Regions from separate parts of the Mus musculus genome. Here region 2 is linked to region 1. The links are chromatin loops, found by intact Hi-C in ENCODE. Cell type or tissue: gastrocnemius. All regions are shown on one strand. Links, peaks and the distances in the headings refer to the core of each region. The heading gives the core; the rest is flanking DNA. Region 1 holds the start of Nyx (nyctalopin). Region 2 overlaps Cask (calcium/calmodulin-dependent serine protein kinase (MAGUK family)).

Region 1 (11,170 bases), core at 1,981-9,980:
ACAGTGCAAAACAAAACTGAACAAATAATTCTACAAACTTCTATTGTTAGGGAAAAACTTGGACATTCCCCTGCAAACTCTTATTTGGTCTTCTTTAAGGATGGCAGTGGCTTCATAAACATGAAATCCACAGAGTCATGTATGATATAGTAAACTTTTATGACACCCTAAAAAGTAAAGCCCCCTCCCCAGGAACCAGTACTCAGGTAACTGACTTCATAGCCCCAACCAGAGCCCAAGAGATGTCAAAACATGGGCCCCCCTTTACACTAATTCTAATTATGCCATTTTAGTGCTCCATGCCCATGCTATGACTTATAAGGAGAGAAACATACTACACCTGCATTATCTTCTACTGAATGCCATCAAGAAACAGACAGGTAGCTTTCTGTCATAGTTCAACCCAAACAAGTGACAATCCCAGGTTGTAGAGAACATCAAAGGAGAACTGATGAGGTGCAATACTTGCTCAAGCTGGGTTACTACACCAGAGGCTTCCTTTCCATGGCTACCCTAATCTGTGGCTTCCTTACGTGTTGGGAGCTATTAAGACAACTCTATTTTCTTGATCTCCGAATTGGGCCTCTCCCCCCGCCCCCCGAGAAGAAAAGGGGATCAAAAGCACCGTTTCGAGAACAACCACAGAATGTTCCAGCCCTAAGTCAGCGCGCCAGATGTCCTGACCACAAGATGTACCCTGATACTACCAAGTTCCTGCTTCCCCATGTAGTTGCCAAAAGAAAAATTTCCGCTGCCCCATCCCTCCTGCTGAGAAGTACTTCCTCTTTTGCTTGTGCATTTCTGCTGCCCCATTCCTCCTGCTGAGAAGTACTTCCCCTTTTGCTTGTGCATTTAAGCCTTGAGCCTTGCTGAATACAGTGACACCTTGATGCTACTCAGACTGCTTCTGTGTGTTCTTGCACTTGGTATCTGTCTCTCCCTCCCCCCATTTGGTTCTTAGGAGAAGGTCCCCTCGAGACCCTCGAATAACTGGACCTGCTGGACGGGTCACTTATGCACAGGCCCCTGTAACCATGAGAGGAGCAGGATTTCTCTTTCACTTTTGCTGTGGTTATTGGCTCTTGGTCAGTATGACTGACACCCTCTAAACCCAACTCACTAATCTTTCCTATTGCTAGATCTTTCCATAATGGGACTCAACCAACCCCAAAGAGACATCCCTGTGAGCCTAAGTCCTGAACCATACCGGGATGGGTCAATCTTACCACTCAATAGTCTGAACCCTCTGAACCAGTAGGATGGCTTGCTTCACTTGTGTGCCTAGAGGAGACAAGCTGTTCTTTACCTGACTGATGTTTTCTGTTTTGTAAGTGTTTAAAAGACACCCTCCTTGCATGTTCCTCTTTGGTAACCTGTCTACTTTAGGAATTTCCCACTGGCTTTCTTTCTAACATACCTACTGATTGAGTCTGTCTGTCTCCCCTCCCTTCCCCTCCCCCCCTCCCCCCCCTCCTCCTCCTCCTCCTCCTCCTCCTCCTCCTCCTCCTCCTCCTCCTCCTCCTTCTTCTTCTTCTTCTTCTTCTTCTTCTTCTTCTTCTTCTTCCTCTCTCTCTCTCTCTCTCTCTCTCTCTCTCTCTCTCTCTCTCTCTCTCTCTCCAGACTTCCTTTCTCCTTGTCTAGGACAAGCATCCTGGGATCTCAGACCACAGCTATTATAATCTTCCAGCCTCAATCTCTGGAGCACTGGGTTTACTTGTGTGAGCCACTACTCACCTGGTACAGTCATTCTTCTTGATGATGCCACTGTTAGCATCACATTCATGAACCTGATGCTTTTGTTTCTATTTCCTTTACTTACACATTTAAACATTTTTATTTGATTGTGTATGTGTGTGGGTGTACTCTGGAGACCAGAGAACAATGGCAGGAGTTATCTTCTTTCATAATGTAGGTCCAGGAGATAGAACTTACATTACTGGCTACATAAACTAGGACCCAGACATTTGTAGTGAGAATTCTGGTTTCTTTAAAAAACACAGAAATATTGTGAGACCATGTTTTCCAGGTGTGGGATATGGGGCTGCTTCATAGCAGTTGACTATGATTTGCCTCATGCTCTAAGCAAGAGTGAGGTTTTTGCCAGCTGAGGATAGTTTCTGTGAGAGTGTCACATTTGGAATTCTGGGGACTTTTCAGAGGATGTATATATGCTAGAGCCTCAATAGTGTGACTGGGTGGTTGGTGGTTGGATGCTGTTGGGTGTTGTATATTGTGGTTTTTCAAGTGATCATGAACAAAAAAAAATGAGAAGGAATTAGCTATCCTGGTGATGACAAACAAACTTTCCCCAAGGAACTTGTTGACCCCAGTGAGCAGGAAGCAGTCTACTGATAATGGCCCCCTTTCCCTCCTATCCTTTTTTCACTCCTACCTAATGTTGGGGGGTTGAAAGGATGAAATAAGGGTGGAAGAAAAAAGAACCCACAAAGTGGCCAAAAGCCTGGCTACAGACATTGGTAAAAGAAAGATGATTTATTTACAAATTGGCCAAATGGGGAGGTGGAGAAGTCTAAATTCCTCCCGAGTGAGCCTTTGGCCATTTTACAATTTATAAAAAGTCATAGGACAATGCCTAGAACACATGTAAATGTAAATGAGGCATGCTAATCGATTCTTTCCTAAGATAAGGGGACCCTGGTCCCCAGATTGTCTATGTTCCCTGTAACAGAGTTTTTATTTCTTTTATTTGTGTGTGTTGTCTGTGTGTAGTACATGCTTGGTGCACAGAAGTAATGGTCAGAGCAGGATGTTTGATGTTTTTCTCTATTGCTCTCAGCCTTGTTGCTTTGCTTAGGAAAGATCTCTTACTGAACAGGAAACCTGCGGGTTCAGGTAAGTGGGCTGGGCAAGCAGCTCCCAGGATCCACTTGTGTTTCAATGCTGTGGTTACAGTCATGTGCAGCTGTATCTGGGGTTTTTTTTTTTGTTTGTTTTTTTTTAATGTTGGTGCTGAGGGTTTGATCTCAGGGCCTCATGCTTTGCTTTTACCTCTCTCCACAGCCATCTTCTTTGTCCCAATATATCTTTGTTTTTCATTCCACGTTTTAGAAACATAAAATCATTTATATATAATGTATATTTATAACAATGTACATGCATGTATGAATGTGTATAACAGAGAGAGAAGAGAAGAGAAGAGAAGAGAAGAGAAGAGAAGAGAAGAGAAGAGAAGAGAAGGGAGGGGAGGGGAGGGGAGGGTTAAGGAGAGGAGCGGGGAAGGGAAGGGAGGGGAGGGGAGAGGAGCAGGGAGGAGAGGAGAGGAGAGGAGAGGAGAGGAGAGGAGAGGAGAGGAGAGGAGAGAAGAGGAGACAAGAGAAGACAAGAGAAGACAAGAGAAGAAAAGAGAAGAGAAGAGAAGGGAAGAGAGTCACATATAATCCAGGGTGGCTTCAAATACAGTTCTTCTGCTTCAGCCTCTTGTGTGCGGGCTTTTAGTTATGCATTGTTAGTCGTACCACCAATGATATACTCTCTATAATGTTATATATATTTTAATTTTACTTCAAACTATGTTTATAATTGAAATAGAATCATACCACTTTCCTCCCTCTAGCACTTTCCAGCTACCCTTCCCTGATGCCCTCCTATGTCCTCGTATACTCCTAAGTAGATAGCATATTTTATTTATTGTTACATACATATTTGTGTGCATGTGAGTATGAAATATGCACGCGCGTGTGCACACACACACACACACACATATCCAACCTGCTCAGTCCATTTTTGTTGGTGATGTGTGTGTGTGTGTGTGTGTGTGTGTATGTGTGTTCAAGGCTGACCATTCTGCATTAGACAACCAATTAAGGATGCTCATTACTGGGAGAGGCTAGTCATCTTTCCCAAAGCCATTAGTTGCCTGTAGGTAGCTCTTTGCCTAAGGATGGGGCCTGGTGGATTTCCCCTTCCCTGAGAACATGTCTGTGATATTACCTTTGTTCTGGTTTGTTTATGCAGTCATTTGTAGGAGAGACCATTTCACAGCAGACTTCCTTCTCTTCATCGATGCTCCCTGAGTCATAGATGCAGGAGTGGTGGTGTAGGTGTATCCATTGGGCCTGAGCTCCCTAGAATCTATTGCTCCAGTTGTGGTTTTCTGTGGTAGCCTCCATTTGCTGTAAGGAGAGGGTTCTTTCACGAGGAACGGTAGCCACATGTATCCAGGAAAGGCGACTCTCAAACCTAACAGGATTTTAAATTCAAGTCCAGGTGAGGAAAATGTTTTAAAGCTCACCCATTTTTTCAAATAGACGCCTCAGGGGTTTTGTGGGGTGGAAGATCCCATCCCATCTCAGGCCCGACAGACTTCTTTGTCCCTAGATCCATTCCTTTGACAGGTGGAAAGTGGAAGCCTTTGTATCTTTTCTTTGCTGGTCAGCTTCAAGCTCTAGCCTCGTGTATGTCTGTCAAACACTAATTTTCTAAGTGGCAAAAGGTGCCTATCTGAGAGCAGCAGGGAGGCCCAAGCCTCTCCCAGCATTTGTTTTTCTGACAGGTCATCAGCAGAGACTCAGTTGCCTGGTGGCTCAACATTGCACAGACTCAGGTATCTTCGATGGCTTGTCTTCTGAAATCAGATGTTCCGGGATCTTTTGCCTGCCTTGAATACCTGTGATAAGAGAATTCTGAAACTCTCTAAATTAAGTTACAGGCCAGAGAATGGAGGAAGAGATCAGATGAGATTATTTTAACTGACAGCTTCCAGCTAAATCAACAAAGAAAAGGACAAATCTGCTGCACTGCATTGTTGCCCTGTGTGCCGAAGACTACCCATTGAAGGTCACCTCACTTTCAGCTTTCAGAACGGACTTGCCAAAATGCAGCAATTCTGCTATGGACTGACTAACCCTTCACTCCTGGGACTCTGCCCAATTCCTCTTATCCTAGTCCTTCTGATCACAGATCAGAACAATTCCTTTCTTCCCCCTAACATTTTATTCTAAAGCCTCTAGCTCCTTAGGTCCATAACTACTGATTTCAACTGTTGTCTGGCCGTGCTGCTGGTGGCTTAGGAAACCTGTCCCAGGACCTCTTTCACCTCTTAGCATGTGTCAGCGCCATCAACCATTGTTTCAGAGGCCTCTTTGAGACTGGGACATTGATTTGATACTTGGCAGTTCCCTGCTGCATTGAGTTTGGGTCTTTTCCTTGGGCAAGGCAGATGGGCCTACAGCTCTATTTTTGGAGGCCACAGAGAGTGGCGATTTCACATGCAGCTCCTGGAACGTGCATTTTGGAGTATTAGGGCAGCGAGTCTGTTGAGAAGCACAGCAGAAGAAATCCTGGGCCAACCCTTTATGTGCTGTGTCAGACTGGCTTATTATCCACCCTCCTGACTCCAGGGTCAGTCAGGTGAGTAGGTCACTGAAGGACCCTCTCCAGAGGGACTTTTGGCAGGCTGTCCTTTGACCAGGGCAGCTAGCCTTCCAGCGACTTCAGGTGCGTGACTAAGATTTCCGGCTCAGGCGTGCCCCGGGCCTTTCCGGGCCAGGCAGCCGCCCCCGCGCCGCCATGCTGGAGCCTGCTTCCTGGCGGGGACGATAAGATAGGTTGCGGTGGCACTGGTCCAGCGCTGGAGCTTCAGCGCCCTCTGATGGGCAAGCCTGGGAGGGCGGGGCCCATGCTCGGATGCCCCGCCCCACCAGACCTTGGGAGCGGGCGGGGCTGCAGCACGGGTTACCCGCAGTGGCTGTCCAGGTTTCGCAAGGACGTGACCTTGAGAGGGAAAAAGTCCCCTGGTGCGTCACGAGTGGTTGCTAACCCGGGCTAGCGAGCTGAACTAGTTTTCGAAATCCAGAGAGGTGGGAAGGAATAGGGACTTAAACGTTCATACTGGGGACTCGTGGCCAGCTGCCCCTCTACGACCGACCGCCAAGGCACGCTTTGTGCGCAGGACCCGGAATCCGGTACGAGCCTGCATCCCGACTTTGTCTGGGCCTGTCCTTGGGGTGACGTCATTCTGAGAGTCAGCAGAATAAGTAGCGTCCCCTGCTGCAGTCCAGAGCTAAGGCTGTGAATTCAGGTCGATTCCCCCAGCCCTACAAGGAGCCAGGGATTCCAACAAAAGGATGGTTTCAGCTAAGGCAGTTTAGGGGTGCCTCATCCTGATCTCACATAGGCAGTGAGGGTGACTCTTTGGCTTCTTACTGGAATCTCAGGAGAGAAAACAAAAAAAAAAAAAAAACAACAAAAGCAAAACAACAAAAACCAACCATAACCTAGGCGACCAATTCCTTGCTCTGCCTTCAGCATTGTAACCTCAAGTTTTCTGAAGAAGCTTCGTCTGATTAGAACAACTTGGTGTGGAATTTTGTGAAAAGAGGAGAGTCAAAATTGACTTATTTTAGAACCTTTAATAACCATTTACTTTATTTTTTTATATCTGACCCAACATGTGTGTGTGTGTGTGTGTGTGTGTGTGTGTGTGTGTGTACGTGAATGGATGGCTCATGCCCACCAGTGCACTTGTGGAGTGCATGTGGAATCCAAAAGACAACCTTGGGTGCCCTTCCTCAGAAGACATCCAATTGATTTATTTTGAGACTTGTCTGAAGCTTGCTAAGTAGGCTGGCTTGGCTGGCTTGGCTGGCTAGTGATCTGTCTGTTTCTGTTACCATGTTGGGTTGTTTTTTTTTTTTTTTTTAATGTGGTTTCTGGGGATCCAACTCAGATTTACTGAGTAAGCTATCTTCCCAGCCATGACCTAAATTCTTTACAAATTAAAAAAAAAGTGTTTGTATTTGTGTGTGTAGGTGTGTGTGCCACCTTGCATGAGTGGAAATCAAAAACCAACTTACAGGATTCTCTCCCTCCACCATATGGGTCTGGGGGGAATCCAACTCAGGTTATCAGGTTTGGCAGCAAGCACTCTTAATAGCCGAGCCATTTTACAGGCTCCTGGCCCAACGTTCTTGTTCAGAGAAGCCCTCATCAGTATATCACAGAACTTAGCAGACCTTTGACCTCCACCTACCCTAAAACAAAGCACTCTAGATGACACATACCTATGGAGCAGCTTTGTGGCTGTGCAGTTGCCAGGCTACATGATGTTCCTACCAATGTAATTGAAAGTTTATTGACTTACAACTTTACATTCTTCTGTGACTATACAGTTCATGTCATCTCTTCTACTGTGGAATGTGACATTCAAGGTTCCCAGGCCATATGACTCAGAATAAACTATTTTCTTACTTCCTTTATGTCAACACTTGGCATCTTGAGCAACAGGTCTCTTGCAGTTTCTGAGCCCTAGTTTCCTTACATGAGGAATCTAGAGTCTGGGTTAGACTATGAGGCACAGAACTTCAGGGAGTCCATTTGAGACCAGAAAGTGAGAGGAAAAGGCAGGATAAAGGCCAATCTTTATCCTAGTTCTTTTATTCTAGATCCTTCGCTCATTTTCACACAGGCTTCACTTCAGGCAAACAGTTGAACACCTCCACCTAGATAGCAAACATAGGCTAGCCTCTAATATTTGTGGGATCTGGGGTTAGAGTATACAGGGAGGGTCATGTACCACGTGTCTAAACGTTTGGACGTTTTAAATATTTGAAAGTTATAGATCTAACTAACTAACTAACTAACCATCGAATAAAATATGTCCTATCCTCCATCTCTCTGTCTCTGTCTCTGTCTCTGTCTCTGTCTCTGTCTCTGTCTCTGTCTCTCTCTCTCTCTCTCTCTCTGTGTGGTGAGTTAGACACATTTCCTGAAAGTCAGACAGATAGGGATAACGGCCATGACTAGAAAATAAGATGACAGATTTCTAAGATGACCAGCTTCCTCCTCTCAAGATGGCTGCCTTTTTCCTCACTGCCCTGAACTGAGACAAAGGCCTAGCCACCTAAAATAGAGGCCTGGCGGGCTTCTTTCTCTTTCATGAGTAGGACCTGATGAGCTTAAGGCCAGATCAGTCAATGTCTACAGGCTCTTGAGTTCCTGCCCAACAGAAGCTGTTTTTAGGAAGCAAAATGTCTACAACATGTTGGCACATAGCTCAAGATGGCTAGCAAATACACAGTCCCTCATCTCCCCTGGAAGCAGTCATCCGGGTGCTGGCTGGGCAGGAGAAGCAGCAGCGGCCCTGGGAGCCCAATAACAGTGCTTTATCCACCTCACCCCCACCCCATCCCCTGGGGAGCTTCTGTCAATCACCTCCCAAACAAAATAATTCCATCTGTGTCCTTGTCTCCGGATCTACTTCTGTGGGAACAAGAGGCAGAGAACGTCTTATGCTGCAGACCAGGCATCCAGAAATAAAGGCATGAACTGGGGTTGAGACTTCTTGCCCTCCCAGCTCTCTGCCTCTCAACAACAAAACTTTGCTTGGTTTCCTCGGTATCAGGCTAAACGTGCCATGCATTAGCCCTCCATAATGGTCTAGCTTCTATTGGGCATGTGTATGCCTGTGAAGTAAAAGCAAAAGAATGTGGCTTTAGTATCTGAGCTCTAGCCAAAAGCACCCAAGGAGACTCCCTGACCGCCTGAAGCCAAGAATCCCCTTAATAGGTTCAAACTAACCTTTCTTAACGAGAGATACCTTTCTTTCTATAGCTATTGAAAGGACCCATGGTGAGGGCTGTAACTTGCTCCTATGTATTGCGTTGAGAACACAGGCTGGGATTAAAAGGAAGATTAAGGCTTCAAAGGTCAGTCTGAGATACTGAGGAAGACTAGGAGGGCTGATAGCTTGCTGTGAGATAACCAAGCTAGACTGATAAGAGGAAGGACAGTGACCTCTGGTTTCCCTACCCTCCAGTAACACACAAAAGACACAGTCATCCTTCCATTTATTCTTGCTTCTAATGAACAGCCTTAATTGCTAGTAAAGTTGGCTCCTAACAAGAAGCTTCTAGCTGGGAGACCACCCCAGAGCACTGTATAGACAAGGAGTTAAATATGGCACAACTAAGAAAGACTGCATCTATATCTTGGTAACTGATAGAATTAATGCTCTGCCATAATAAAACCTCAAGTTGATCATGCTCACAGGCTCACGGTTAGCTAACTTTCTTATATAGACCAGGACCACTTACGCAGGGAATGGTGCTGCCCAGAGTGGGCTAGGCTCTCCTATATCAGCAATACTCTCTGGGCAAGTGAACCTTCATCAGTGAACAATGCTAGAGCTGTTGACCCATGGGTCTGATGAAGCTGGAAGGTAAGGGGGACAACAAGGGCTGTGGGTGTAACCAGACCCACTTTTATAGCCATATTTCAGCCTCTGGTTTGCTGAAGAGGGGAGGGAAAGGGCACAGAGACTTCACTGGGATATCTGAAGAGAAGGTACAAGTGGACTCAGTGGAGGTCAGGGTTTGGTTGGTTCTTTCAAGCGGTTCTAGGCTCTGTGTTGAGGATAAGAAAGCTAATGCAGACACATAGATAGTAGCAGAAGCAGGTATGGTTTATTCAACTCAACAGTTAAGAGGACTGGAGCTGGGTTCTGGGCACCCATGCCAGGCATCTCACAATCACTTGTAACCCTAGCTCCACGGGATCAGATGCCTCTGGGCTCCTCAGGCATCTGCACTCACACACCCACACCCACACCCACATGTGGACACATCCACCTACTACGCATAACTAAAAATGATGAAAATGTAAGTTGAAAAAGACACTTTCGAGGGGAGAAGCAAGAGCAGGAGAACATTTAGAAGCACAAATGGCCAACGCTGTACCAGGATGAGTCTTTTATGATACATATTGGGGCCTTTGGAGCTTCTTTGTATAATGCTGGCTTTCTTGGCCATGCTCTGTTACACGTGATTCCACTCACAACTTAATGGATCACCTGTCTTTCATCATCATCTTCCTCTCTACCTCCTGCTCCTGTGGCTCCAGGCAGTTCTAGCAGGCCTCTTGGCTAGGAGTGGGGGTGTATGTGGTACGGGGAGCAGGGTGGTTCCAGGGTTGGAGAGTTTGTTTACCAGCAGGTCTTTCTCTAATGCTAATCTTGCATTGTTTCTGTTTGGTTTTCAGACCTCACTGCCAGCTCTACCTTCCTGAGCCACAAGGACCTTTGCAACACTGGTGGTTACAGACTGTGTCTACCACTCCCACTTAACCTACGGATAAGGACTTATGTGGGATGGGGGGGGGATGCTTCATTCACCTATGTTACTTTTACTCACCCCATCCCAGTCATTCCTTCCTGTGGTTGTTTGATTAGGAATAGGGGCCCTCATAGACTCATGTGTTTGAATGCTAGGCCCATAGGGAGTGGTACTATAGGAGGTGTGACCTTGTTGGAGTAGGTGTGGTTTGTCTAAGGAAGGTTGTCTCTGGGGGTGGGCTTTGAGGTCTCCTATGCTCAAGCTATACCCAGTGTGGCACAGTCTTTCCCTGCTGCTTTCGATCATAGAACTCTTGGCTCCTCCAGCACCATGCCTGCCTAGATGCTGCCATGTTCCCACCTTGATGCTAATGGACTGAACCTCTGAACCTGTAAGCCAGCTCCAAGTAAATGTTTGCCTTTATAAGAGTTGCCTTGGTCACGGTGTCTCGTCACAGCAATGAAACCCTAACTAAGACACTTCGTATCAGAGGTTAGACCAGTTCAGTCATATTTTTGCTTTCAAGGTCCAAATGTAAGAAACTGGTAATTCCCCAGGGTATTGTGGCCTTGATGGCTGAATCCACAAACAGAGCCCTTATTATGGGAAGGGAATGTCAAATTTCCTCTCAGCAGAGTGAGAATTTGGCATGTTTTCATGGATGTCTTACAAGGGAACAGCAGCCAACCCTCCACCCCCACTCAGGCCTGGAGGAGCTGCTGGGACCAGGAGCATGTAGGACAGCTGAACTGTGGATCAGTGGTCAGAGAAACATGTCCCTGCTGTCTGTCCAGGAATCAGTCTCGGCAGCCCCTTAGGCAGAGGAATCTCTCAGAGTCTGGGTTGCGAGCAGGCTGCCTGAGTTTCAGCATTCCTAACCAGCTCCCAGTACTGCTACAGCTATCGCCTCTGCTGCATCCACAAACCAAACAGAGCAGCAAGAGCTTACATCCTTGCCTGATGGGATTGTAAGACCTCAGATTCGGAATTTGACACAGGACTTAATGGCCTTAGGCCAAGCATGGCCGCAAGCCTCAACACCAAAGCTTCTTGCCTGCTGGGAAGGGCCTCTGCCACCTTCTGTTTGGGGATCATCCGCC
Region 2 (11,170 bases), core at 1,106-9,105, 52 kb after region 1:
GTGAACCATCATTGCCAGTTAAAAACAAAACAAAACAACAAAAAAAAAAAAAAACAAAAGCTTCCTTGGTGAGGTGAGTGCTATACTTCTCTGTATTTAGCATGCAGTTGGGATTACATTGTTTTGGAAAGTGGCAATAATATGTTCTCTAGAGTCCATGACTTCATCGACCATACACAGGTCAGGTTTCTACTACCAGGCATGAATTTTATCCCACTGAATGGACCTTAAGTCCAATGAAATGGCTGTTGGTTACCCTCAAGATGTAAGTGCCCCTCTGCCACTCTAGGGGTTATCTAGCTATGCTGGTTAGGTCTATGGTTCATAGGCTTTACAGCTGGGTCGGACTTTTAATTGCTTTTCTCCCTTGGCACCTTACACAAGCTCCTTTCAAGCCTGTGAGAGACAGTCCTTAGGGAGGAGGCTTCTATGATACTTCCAGATCAATTTCTCTGTCCTCAAGTCCTGTGTCCAAAGTTTGTGCTGCCTTTAGAAATAGGGTTTTACTTCAAGAAACTTCTTTTTGTAGCAGATAGAGATCATCACTAAAAATCTATAACTGGTCAAAACACAGAGAACGACTGACCACAGGATATCCCACATCAATTGCTACATCTACAACACAACTCCTACATCTATCACTCAAGGAACATCATTGAAGGGAGGGTGGAAAGATTGTAAGAGCCAGAGGATCAGCATGTCTGCTACTAGACAGTGTCTTCTACATATGACAGGAAAGCCACATCATCAGAACTTAAGAATATGGTTGCCCAAACAAGACCAGTACAACCTGACTCCCACTTTCCAAACCAGTGTAATCCCATTGCATGCTAAACACTTATACCCACAGAGAAGTATGCCGGTCACCCCCACCAAGGAAGCTTTTGCTTCTTTCTCTTTGAATAAAAGATTTTCTTTTCTTTTCTTTTCTTTTCTTTTCTTTTCTTTTCTTTTCTTTTCTTTTGGCCTGGCAGTGGTGGTGCATGCCTTTAATCTCAGCACTCAGGAGGCAGAGGCAGAGGCAGGTGGATCTTTGTGAGTTCTAGGCCAGCCTGGTCTTTACAAATCAAGTCCCAGGACAGCCAGGGATATACAGAGACACCCTGCCCCAAAAACCTGACACCAGTTGACATCTCAAGATATCTATCCGGATAGAGGAAAAAAAAAAAAAAGATCTCACAATATCCGGCCCCTAGATGGAGAGCTACAGGCAATCAATGAATTCTAAGAGAAGACAATCAATCTTCTCTAGGAAGGAGTCCCCTGTTAGGTTATTCAATCCCAAGTAATCAGACCGAAATACTAAAAGGATTTGGTTGTATTTATATAAGGAGAGGTAATGGATTTGAGATAGAGTAGGAGCGTCATGGAAGGAGTTGGAGGGAGGAGGGGGGGGATGATGTAAGTGCAATGTCTTCATGCATGAAATTATTAAAACCAATGTTTAAAAAAGGAAGAACAAAACCAACCAATCAAAATCATGCCCAATGGCAACCACACTGTAATACACAGAAAAAGTACTGAATAAAGTGTGTGTGTGTGTTGGTACAAAGTAATGCTATCATTCCAATTCCTCTTCATTTTTTGACTTTTGCAGAGAAAAAGAGTCTGGGACTTCTTTGGTTTTCCAGAGGTTCTCTCAGAGTTTGGGAATAAGAGTCTTGTGATGTTCTGATCATCACTGCCTCCACCCTGTGTGTGTGTGTGTGTGTGTGTGTGTGTGTGTGTGTGTGTGTGTGTGTGTGTCTGTGTGTGTGAGACAGAGAGAGACAGAGAGAGAGAGACAGAGACAGAGAGAGAGACAGAGAGAGACAGAGACAGAGATGACAGAGACACAGAGAGACACAGAGAGGAGGGGGACAAGTTGCAGGAATCAGTTCTCTCCTTCCACTGTTGTTTCAGAGGCTAGAACTCAGGTTGCAGTTTTGGGTCTTGGGGAAGCAGCAAAGCTGCTGAGCAATCTCTCCCATCCTCATACTTTTAACTGTATCCCAGAACAATTCTTGGGAGAGTATTTGCATCTCTGCTTAGAAAGGTATCTGTCTCATCTTTTCCCTCTCTCTAAAGACTCAAAGACTCCAATGGGAGTGGCCCGTGGATCTGGCCTTGCTCACATACCTCCACCTGTCCGAGAGGAGGGGTAGAGTGCAGTCTCATTTTTTGTGATTTAGTTGGGGGTGGGGAGTAGAGCTGCATCTGCCTGAGTTGAAGCATTTCCTTGAGTAGGAAGCTGTGAGCTGGGGAAACACTGTCATTCTTGCTAAGGGTGGGACATCCCCTGAAAAGTGGTCCCTTGCTTCTGGTGCTTTTGGCAGAGGTTATGGAATTCAAAGGAGTTGGGTCCTGGCTGGAGGAAGTGGCCTGCTCTGGGGGTGAGGCTTGGGGGTTATATACTGCCCCCCCCCTGCTTTCTGATTGCCAAAGTTGTATGGCTAGCTGTCTTAAACTCTTGCCACACCTTTCTTCCCTTACACTGCCTCTTGCCGTGTATATGGTCAAAGCAATGAGAAAAAGAACTAATATGGTACTAAACACTTCAAGAGCAAACATCATCTCTTCTGCTTTCACCCCAAACCTTTTTCTCCTGTCTTCCCCTTTACAAACAAATACCCACCCCTCTTTGCAATGAAGACAAGTAATTGAGAAGATCTGAAGGTGGAAGTGCCATCAAGGGTGACTAAACTGTTGGGATAAGAAGCTACAACCTATATTCACAATGGATGCCTAGCAACATAGGGCTATAGAAATTTGCTACAAGTGTGCATGCAACTTTTTTGTTTTGTTTTGTTTTGTTTTGTTTTTTCCCCGAGACAAGGTTTCTCTGTATAGCCCTGGCTGTCCTGGAACTCAGTCTGTACACCAGGCTGGCCTCGAACTCAGAAATCCACCTGCCTCTGCCTCCCAAGTGCTGGGATTAAAGGCGTGCACCACCACTGCCCGGCTAACTTTTTTGTTTTCTAAGTATTCATTTACCTATCTTCTTTTGTGTATGCACGAGTATATGTGTGTATATGTTCATATGTGTACACACTTGTGGCACTACATGTACTTGTGCATCGAGGCCAGAAGTCAATGTCCTCACTTTACTTATTTATTTATTTATTTATTTATTTATTTATTTATTTATTTATTAAGACAAAGTCTTCTACTGAACCTGGAGCTTGCCAAGTAGCTGAGCTGGTGAGCAAGTGAGTGCTCACTCCCAGAATTTATCCGTTTCTGCCTCCTCCTTATGTGAATTTCCAGTAGAATGTCATCATGCCTGGCCTCGTATGTGAGGTGCTGTGGATCTGAATTCAGGTCACCTTGCTCATGTGCCAAGTGCTTTACCCGCTGAGCTCAAAAAAGTTCCCAGGGCCCCTTGCAACTTTTGGGTAAAATTTTGAGTATTTTATGTATTTATTTCTCTAATTTTGGCATTATAGTACAATTGCATCATGCCTCCCTTCCCTTCCTCCCTCCAAACTCTCCCATATACCCTTTCCTCCTGTCTTTCAAATCCATGGCCTCTTTTTGTATTAGTTGTTTATATATATTATTATATTGTTATACATATTATATATACAAAGTTGACTACTTGGTATTAGATAAGTGATTGGTGTGCCCTTCCCTGGAGAAGACTATTTTTTCACTCTGAACATTCTTCAGTTGCCTGTAGTTCTTTGTGTGGGATTGAAGCGTCATGGACTTTTCTTCATCCAATTTGGCATGGTTATTGGTATTATCCTTGTTCAGCTCATAATTGGGCAGTCATGTTGGTGAGACTTTATGTGTGTAGCTTCTGAAATTATTAAGAGACAGAATCTCACCAGAAACTCTCTGATCCTCTGGTTCTTACAATCTTTCTGTCTCTTCTTCCACAACGTTCCCTGAGCCTTAGGTGCACAAGTTGTTTTGAAGATATATCAGTTGGGACTGGGCTCCAGTCATTTTGCTTGGTTGTGGTTTTTAGGGAATGCTCTCTGTCCTTTGTAAAGAGAAGTTTCAAATTTATTAGGTGTCTAATATGCACAAAGCCCTGGGTTCTATCCTCAGCATTATAGGGAAAAAGTTTTAGGGGAGCTTAAAGAACCGAGGGTAGACCAGATGTTCCATAGTGAAGGAAAACAAACCAAACAGCTCCAAGTGTTTTGTTGGATCCCTCCAGTGAAGCCCCAAGGCCACTGCAGTCAGGTGGAGTCAGAGCCTGTCACCTCTGTCTGACAGCTGCAAGCCTCTACTGCCACCTTGAGCATAAAGCTCACGGGCTTCTTTATTCTGAGTTCAGGTGCCCCACAGGGGCAGAAGCTATGGGTCACAGACCCTGTCTGTTGTTTACTGCCAGGGAAGTAAAGAACAGATCTCATGGCTTCCACTTTGGAAAGATTTGTTTACAGGGTTGGAAGGTGTTGAAAAGATTCCAGGTCTGTTCTAGGGCTTCTCTTTCCAGCTGGGTTCCCAACCCCACCCCCTGCTGCTGAGGACTGAAACGGGGGCCTTAAGTCTGGTTTTGGTTCTTTTTTGTTTTTGACAAATCCATTTGAATTCTCTTTTTCCTTTTGGCACAGGATCTAGTGTAGCCCAACCTGGCCCTGAGTTCTCTATGCCTTGGACTATTGATTTTCCTTTCTCAGCCTGGGGTGCGTGGTGGTGCCTGGCTTCTATTTTAATTCTTAAGATCCTAAATTCAAAGTTGAGTTAATTAACCCTTTCCTCTATGATCTGTGCTTTTGTATTGTTTGACCTCAGCTTGGAAGTTATAACCTCTTAATTTTGCTTTCATGATTACGTAATGAGTCTGTTTTTTAAAAAAGAGTCTACGAATAAGAGTCTGTTTTTAAAAAAAATATCTTTTTTTCCTCAGCTCCATCTCTCTACAGGAAATACCATGCTGGGAATGAAAATAGTCCACCCTAAGATCCAGGGTGCCAGGAAAATGAGTATCTCCCTGTCTGGGAACCTGCGCCCACAGCTAAATCTAAATATTCATATTTTCTGTTTTTTTTCTTCATCTTTTCTATAAATTGTAACATTGCTATACGGGCAAAGCAGAGGCAGATGGAGGAATTCTGTCTCCCCAGTTTTGGCTAAATTAATTTTACACACACACACACACACACACACACAGAGAGAGAGACAGACACAGCTCCGTTAAATCAGGCTAGTGTTTGAATTCTGAACCAGGCATTATGTCTTAGAATTCTGGGAAATACTTGCTCTTAACTAGCATCTTTGACATACAAAAATTATTAAATTCCTGACCTTGACAATGTAAAGCATAAGCCGAGTTAATGCTATCTCCTTCCCCACTTCTGTGTTAGCATTATAAAGTATTTAATTGTATATAGAGTGAAAAGTCAAACAAGATACAATTGATATTAGTATGTAAATGTATTCATTTACTTTTCTACTTTCTCTTCACAGTTCTAGTTAGTTTTAAAATATTTCGAGGACAACTTTCAGGAGTCAGCTCTTTCCTTTTACTATGGGAGTTCTAGGGATTGAACTCATGTCGCTAGGCTTGAGGGCAAGCCCTTTACTTGCTGAGCCATCGTGCTAGTACCTCAGACCAACCAAATTATCTGAAGAAACTATTTGAAGCCTAGGGTGATGTGACTTCTCTTCACCGAGGAATGAAATTCTCTTCTGTGAAAGCACCTTAAGCATGGGCTCATCTGAACCAAATGTCAGGGCTGGAGCAGATGTGAAGAGAACACGGACCTACTTCAGCTTCATTTGTATCCAACAACAACCTTTTTGTGGAAGAGGCAAGTGCCCCTGGAGGAGAACTCTTCCAAGTTTCCTCCCTGCCCTTGGCATCATCCTGGCCCCAGTTCAATCAATCCTTCCCTCCATTGTTCATTTCTCTTTGTGTTTGTGCATGCATGAGTGCATTTATTCATGTGTGATGTGCACCTGCATGTGTGAGTTCCTATGTAGGTATGTGTTCTTGAGCATGTGGAGGACGGAGCTTGACGTGTCCTCTCTGATTGCTTTTCTCATGTTTTAAAAAGATGGTCCGTTAGTGAATCTGGAGCTCATCAATTGTGCTAGACTGGCTGGCCAGTGTGCTCTGGGGATCCTTCTGTCCCCACCATCACCACAGTTCTGGGATTACAGGCCTGTGTCGTGCTGCTGTCTCTGGCTCATTTACTTGGGTGCTAGGGACCTGGGCTGAGGTCCTCAGGCTTATGTAGACTATGAAACAGCTCTTCTTTAGCTGCTAAGGATATTTGTCTTATGCTTTGACTAGATCCTTTTCAGATTAGGACTCAGCGTTAGATTTTGTCAAATGATTATTGAGGGTAGCTGCAAAAGTGATCACAGCTGTTGAGTTTGACTTTTTCTAACTGAGATACATGCTATATAAAAGGAAGCATACAGACCCTAGGTATTAGGTTCAGATGTGTCGCCATCATCACGTCTGTTAGCACCACCCTAAAAGAGAGTGAACATTTGTATTATTCAAGCTCATTCTAGGGCAAATTCTGTGAAAACTGTTAATTTGTGGTGAGCCTGCCTTGTGTGGTCTCTGCTTCCCCACCTCCAGCCTCAGTTTATTCCCCCACAATCACAAGCCACTTGTGAGGTCTCAGCAGGCTGTTTTTCTCCATTTTCTTTCAATAGCTCATCAGAATTGAGTTGGCCCCTCTGGGGGTGTATGGCTTTGAGGAGGGGCCACAAGCTTCAGTCATGGTGCCCTCTTCACTAGTCTTCCCAGCTTATATAGCCAGTCTAGCCTCTCCCTGCTGCCACATGCAATTAAGATGCTTGCATAAATAGGTGGTAGAGTGGCTGATACTTAGGTGAGGGGTTGTGACATCCTCCACTCCCTCATGAGTGGGTGCAAATAGTCAACAAGCCCAGCTAATGCAATTCTTTTCCAAGAGGGAACAGCTGAACTCCTCAAGATGGTGGCTGCTTGGCTTGGAGGAGAGTCACTCACAACAGTGTAGTGTGTGTGTGTGTGTGTGTGTATGTGTACACGAGTGGAGGCCAAAGGTCACGCTCAAGCTCCTCAGTAGCTGTTTACTTTCTCTTTTGAGATAGGGTCTCTCACTGAGCCCTGAGGTATTCCAATTCAGCTAGGTTGGGAGGCTAGCCGAGCCCCAGAATTCATGTTTCTGCCTCTCCAGCAGTGGGATTACAAGGCTTTGTCACCATGCCTGGCTTTTTCTATGGGTGCTGGGAATCAGAGCCAGGTTCTCATGCTTGCTGCTACGAGCTTTACTGACCAGTTGTTGCCCCACCCCCATCATGTCTAGACTCTTACAGTGATAAGTTTGTGTAAAGTGTTGGCTTATAATCACCAGTATTCCTGTTTCCTTATTGCGAACCTTCAAATGAGCAGGTAAAATGTACTGGGACTTGGCCCCTTTCTGGGGTGTATGCAACACAGGCAAGAGTGAGTCTCTACAACTACTTTCTTGAACAAAGCAAAAGGCCAGAGCAGGGAGTGTGTCAACGAGGTGAGCAGGGGCACCCCAAACACCACGTCCCATACCCTAGCTTGACGCCAAACCAAACTACAAAACAGCACCTGCATCAAGCCAACTAAGAAGCCAGAGCGCTTCCTCCTACAGCTTTTTGTGCAAACGTCATATAACCACATTTGCTGAGCTGTGGCGCCTACATCACTAAAATCAATTTAGACTTCTATTTCCAGCTGATGCCACCACTTGTGTTTCTCTTCCTTTTTATAAAGTTCAGAAGTTACTTGAAATGTGCATTCAAATGCAAGTTGAAGTCTCTGATAGCCATGGCTGAGAGGAAGGTTTCCAGGATGGACATCAGGAGCCTGGGACACGTTCTTCCTAGAAAGGGTAGAAGCCATCCCTTTGGTACAAACCTGTGTGGGGGAGGCTTGCAGAACTTAGCCACGAAGAGGGCTTAAAATCTGGCCGGACCTCCCTTCTACACCATGAAAGGGTGTTTGTTCTCAAGCTGTTTGGCCTGGAATCTGAGGAGACACGTGCCTTTTCATGTTTTATACATTTTATTCATACATTTCTCCAACTTTGAAATGACAAAAGCCCAAGTCTATGGTTTCCCATTACACAGCATCCTACAGGTATGTATATTCTACAAAGAATACTATGCAGTTTCTCTTCTCCCCCTGTCACACGAGATAACTGATTAGGGTTTCGACTTGTACTGTGCTGGCTTGCCACCACCCTTGTGGTTGTTCAGGTGACAGGGCAAAGGGGTTGGGATGGGAGGGCATGTGCTAAGGCATGTAAATAGATACACACAGAGAGAAAGAAAAGCAGGACATTTACAAAGAATCCGAACCTTTCCAACCCCTTCAGCTCCTCTTGCAAGCTAAGGCTTTGCTGTACCCTGCGAATACTTACAATCGGATACGGTGAAATATACAACAACCATTAACATCTCTCTCTTTTTATCACTGAGACAATACTTCAAAACCTTTTATAAAAAGGCAATAATACATACAGAAAGAAAGAACACATTGGCAAAGCTTTATGCAAAACCACCCCAGAACTGAGTCTGAATGGCAATGCACCTACACTGCACTGGAACACGATGCTGTGGTCTCAGCACCACCTGCCTGCAGAGGACATCCCAGGCGACATCAAAGACTGGAAATCAACCCCTACCCCCCAATTCTTGGTCTCTGCCAAATGAAAAATAAAGGCAATGCCACTCTCTGTGGAGGAATGCCTACTTCTACTCCCAAGCACAAATCCCTCTGTTGAGATTCTCTCCTGGGTCCAAAAGACTCATCATCCCCGGACCTTACTCAGTCACATGCTATAAAGAATGGATTGAACTCTAAGCAGTAGCCAAGTGCCAAGGTTTTGCACATACACAGAGCTGGAGTTGTGCTTGGGGCCAGCAATGTGGTCTCCCATGTGGCTGCAAACATCTCCTTCCATTTTCTTTTGCTTGGTCCATTTGCACAGGTTCATTCAAGGGAGTTAATGGAGGGTCGGGTGACAAACAGTGGGAAGTCAGGAATGGTCTCTCCCATCCCTCTAACAGCTAAGACTTGCGGATGCCCGTCCCAGAGACGGTGCTGCTCTTTGCCTATAGCTGCTACTGCTGCTGTGGCCTGAAGGCACCAACAGGAAGTGCAGATAGGAAGGTTGGACGCGCTTCCTCTTTTCCCCTACTTCCGGATGGATGTGGGAGCTGAACTTCACTCTGTAAGCTGGGCAACCCGAGACTTCCCACAAGTTTAAGGCAAATGGACGTGTGCAGTGCCCAGGCATAGCTGATTACAAATGAGGCCTCCCAAGTACGGTTTCCTTAGCCAGTGGTACCACACAGAGAGGGAGACCCTATTTCTAAAAGGGCCAGAAAAGGGCAAGTGCCCCCAAATAAAAACAGCGATGAGAAGAACATGCAGCCCTTCTGAAAGCCATAGGAAGAAACGAGGCATCAAGAAAGATGTGTTCAGGGGCTTCAGTGTGCCTCAGCATCAGCATCCTTGCGAAGAGAACAGATGGAGCAGGCTGTGTTCAGTTCTGACAAACAGCCACCACTATCTACCCACCAGAATGCTGACCTGAAACAAGAAGTGATGAGGCATGCCAGGGGCTTGATTTTTGGAATGCTTAGCAGTGTGCCCTCTATTCTTTCCAAGGAGACATTTGTATTAAGAATTCACTAATCAAGCCATTTTCTCCATAGCGTTTGTGACAAGCTAAGCTTATTTTTCCCCCGTGTAAGAAACTGACCTGAGATGCTAAAGGAACATCCCATCAGTGGGAGACAAGAGAATGCTTTGGGCTGCCTCACCCTTAAGGAGCAGTTTCCATTCTGAGTAGCTCCCCATTTCCTGGAGGGTGGTTCAGTTGATTTAACTTTTTGCAAAAAAAAAAAAAAAAAAAAAAAAAAAAAAAAAAAAAAACAAACCAAAACCCTGGTAACCTTAATGAAGAGACCCCTGATTGGAAAACAGAACTCACAGATAAAAAGCTTAAAAAGATAACAGTAGCTTCAAAGGAATGCTTGGCCTGCCTGCCCCAGGCCTTAGATATAGGGAAGGGACCGCTTCCTGCCACTCTTCCTTTGCTGGGGAACTCTGCAGCTTTATCTATTCTGCCACCAATAGCCTGAGACTCTGCCTTCTGAATGCAAATAGCAAGAAGTAGGTCAACTCTTTCTTTTGCCTTTCTGAGCTGATATTTTAAGCCATCTCCTCTGATGGGGTGCTGCTAAAGCAGTTCCAATGTTATCTCGACATTGGGAAACTTCCAGATGAATTAAGCTGAGGGACACATTCCTTTTCAGTGTTCAGATAGGAATACGATGCATGTGAGAAGTAATTACTGCTTTATGATTAGAAAATCAGCTCACTTCATCTTTTAAGCAACGAACTTAGGAGATCCAAACACTCCTTCTCCTGTTGTGGGGAGTAGGGCTGGGGCGGCAGAAAGGACCTGCACTCTGGCTTTCCAACATTTCAGCTGACTACTGATTTAGCAATCTCTGGTAATTTGCTCTAGTGTGTGTGTGTGTGTGTGTGTGTGTGTGTGTGTGTGTGTTCTGGCCGATGAAATGGAAGCAGTCAAGAAGCTTTGAGCAATTTCCTCTGATTGCTCGGGGTACGGCTGTACTGATAGTACTCTGACTTCAGAGATTGTTTTCCTGTAGGTCATAAGCACACTGCTTTAGAGCTGTGTATTAGTGGAGAAGAGCAGGTGAGCTGCTGGGGCAGCCGCTGGGTTCTAGGTGCAGGCTTTCGCCACCTGTATAAGGGCAGGAAGGATGCCACCAGTGCTCTTCTCTCAGACTCCAGAAGGCCAGTGAGGACAGAAGTTCCCCATGTCCCCGAGTCCTGGAGTACCTTTTTCAGTCTGTGCTCACCTGAACTTCAGCTGGCTTCACTTTCCTATGCTCATTCTGTCTGGGGGGACGTGGTAGATGGTCACACACAGGCCTTGCCAGCATTTCTGGAGATGTGCTCTCAAGAGCAAGTGGAGCATAAGGGATTCTACCAGAGGGAGGAATGGTTCTTTTTTTTCCCACACCTTAGTTGTGCTTTACTGGAAGAGGTAGAGCAGGTACTGAGCCACTGAAAAGGGTGCCTTATGCTCAGTACTACTGCAGTAATGATGTCTGGCCTGGGCACTGATTAGGATCGAGGTCAGCACTACACAGCCCTAAGCAACTCCTGAAGTTTTCTCCCTCCACCTAGCAAGAGCTCACTGTTGAGTCTGTCTCT

The links. A loop is a pair of places that touch in the nucleus more often than their neighbours do. Peaks named below come from ENCODE experiments on the same cell type or tissue, not always from the same donor. Only the 100,000 strongest peaks of a DNase experiment are listed, where the experiment ranks them.
Region 2: it touches region 1 in a loop (2.7-fold over the local background); 8 of 42 quality-filtered maps call a loop at or near these places.

Annotation. Positions count from the first base shown.
Region 1 is chrX:13,456,114-13,467,283 of GRCm38, forward strand. Nyx (nyctalopin) reads left to right here and starts at 4,977. Exons shown (of 4, transcript NM_173415.5): 1 at 4,977-5,370; 2 at 9,997-11,170. In gastrocnemius, for the core only: a CTCF peak has its summit at 5,609 (motif pointing left); a DNase peak (open chromatin) is centred at 5,595; H3K4me3 peaks cover 1,172 bases; H3K27ac peaks cover 2,662 bases.
Region 2 is chrX:13,509,124-13,520,293 of GRCm38, forward strand. It overlaps Cask (calcium/calmodulin-dependent serine protein kinase (MAGUK family)), which reads right to left. Exons shown (of 27, transcript NM_001284503.1): 27 at 7,957-11,170. Among named protein-coding and RNA genes, the nearest start is that of Nyx, 54 kb to the left of the region's middle. In gastrocnemius, for the core only: a CTCF peak has its summit at 4,225; DNase peaks (open chromatin) are centred at 4,268 and 4,430; H3K27ac peaks cover 506 bases.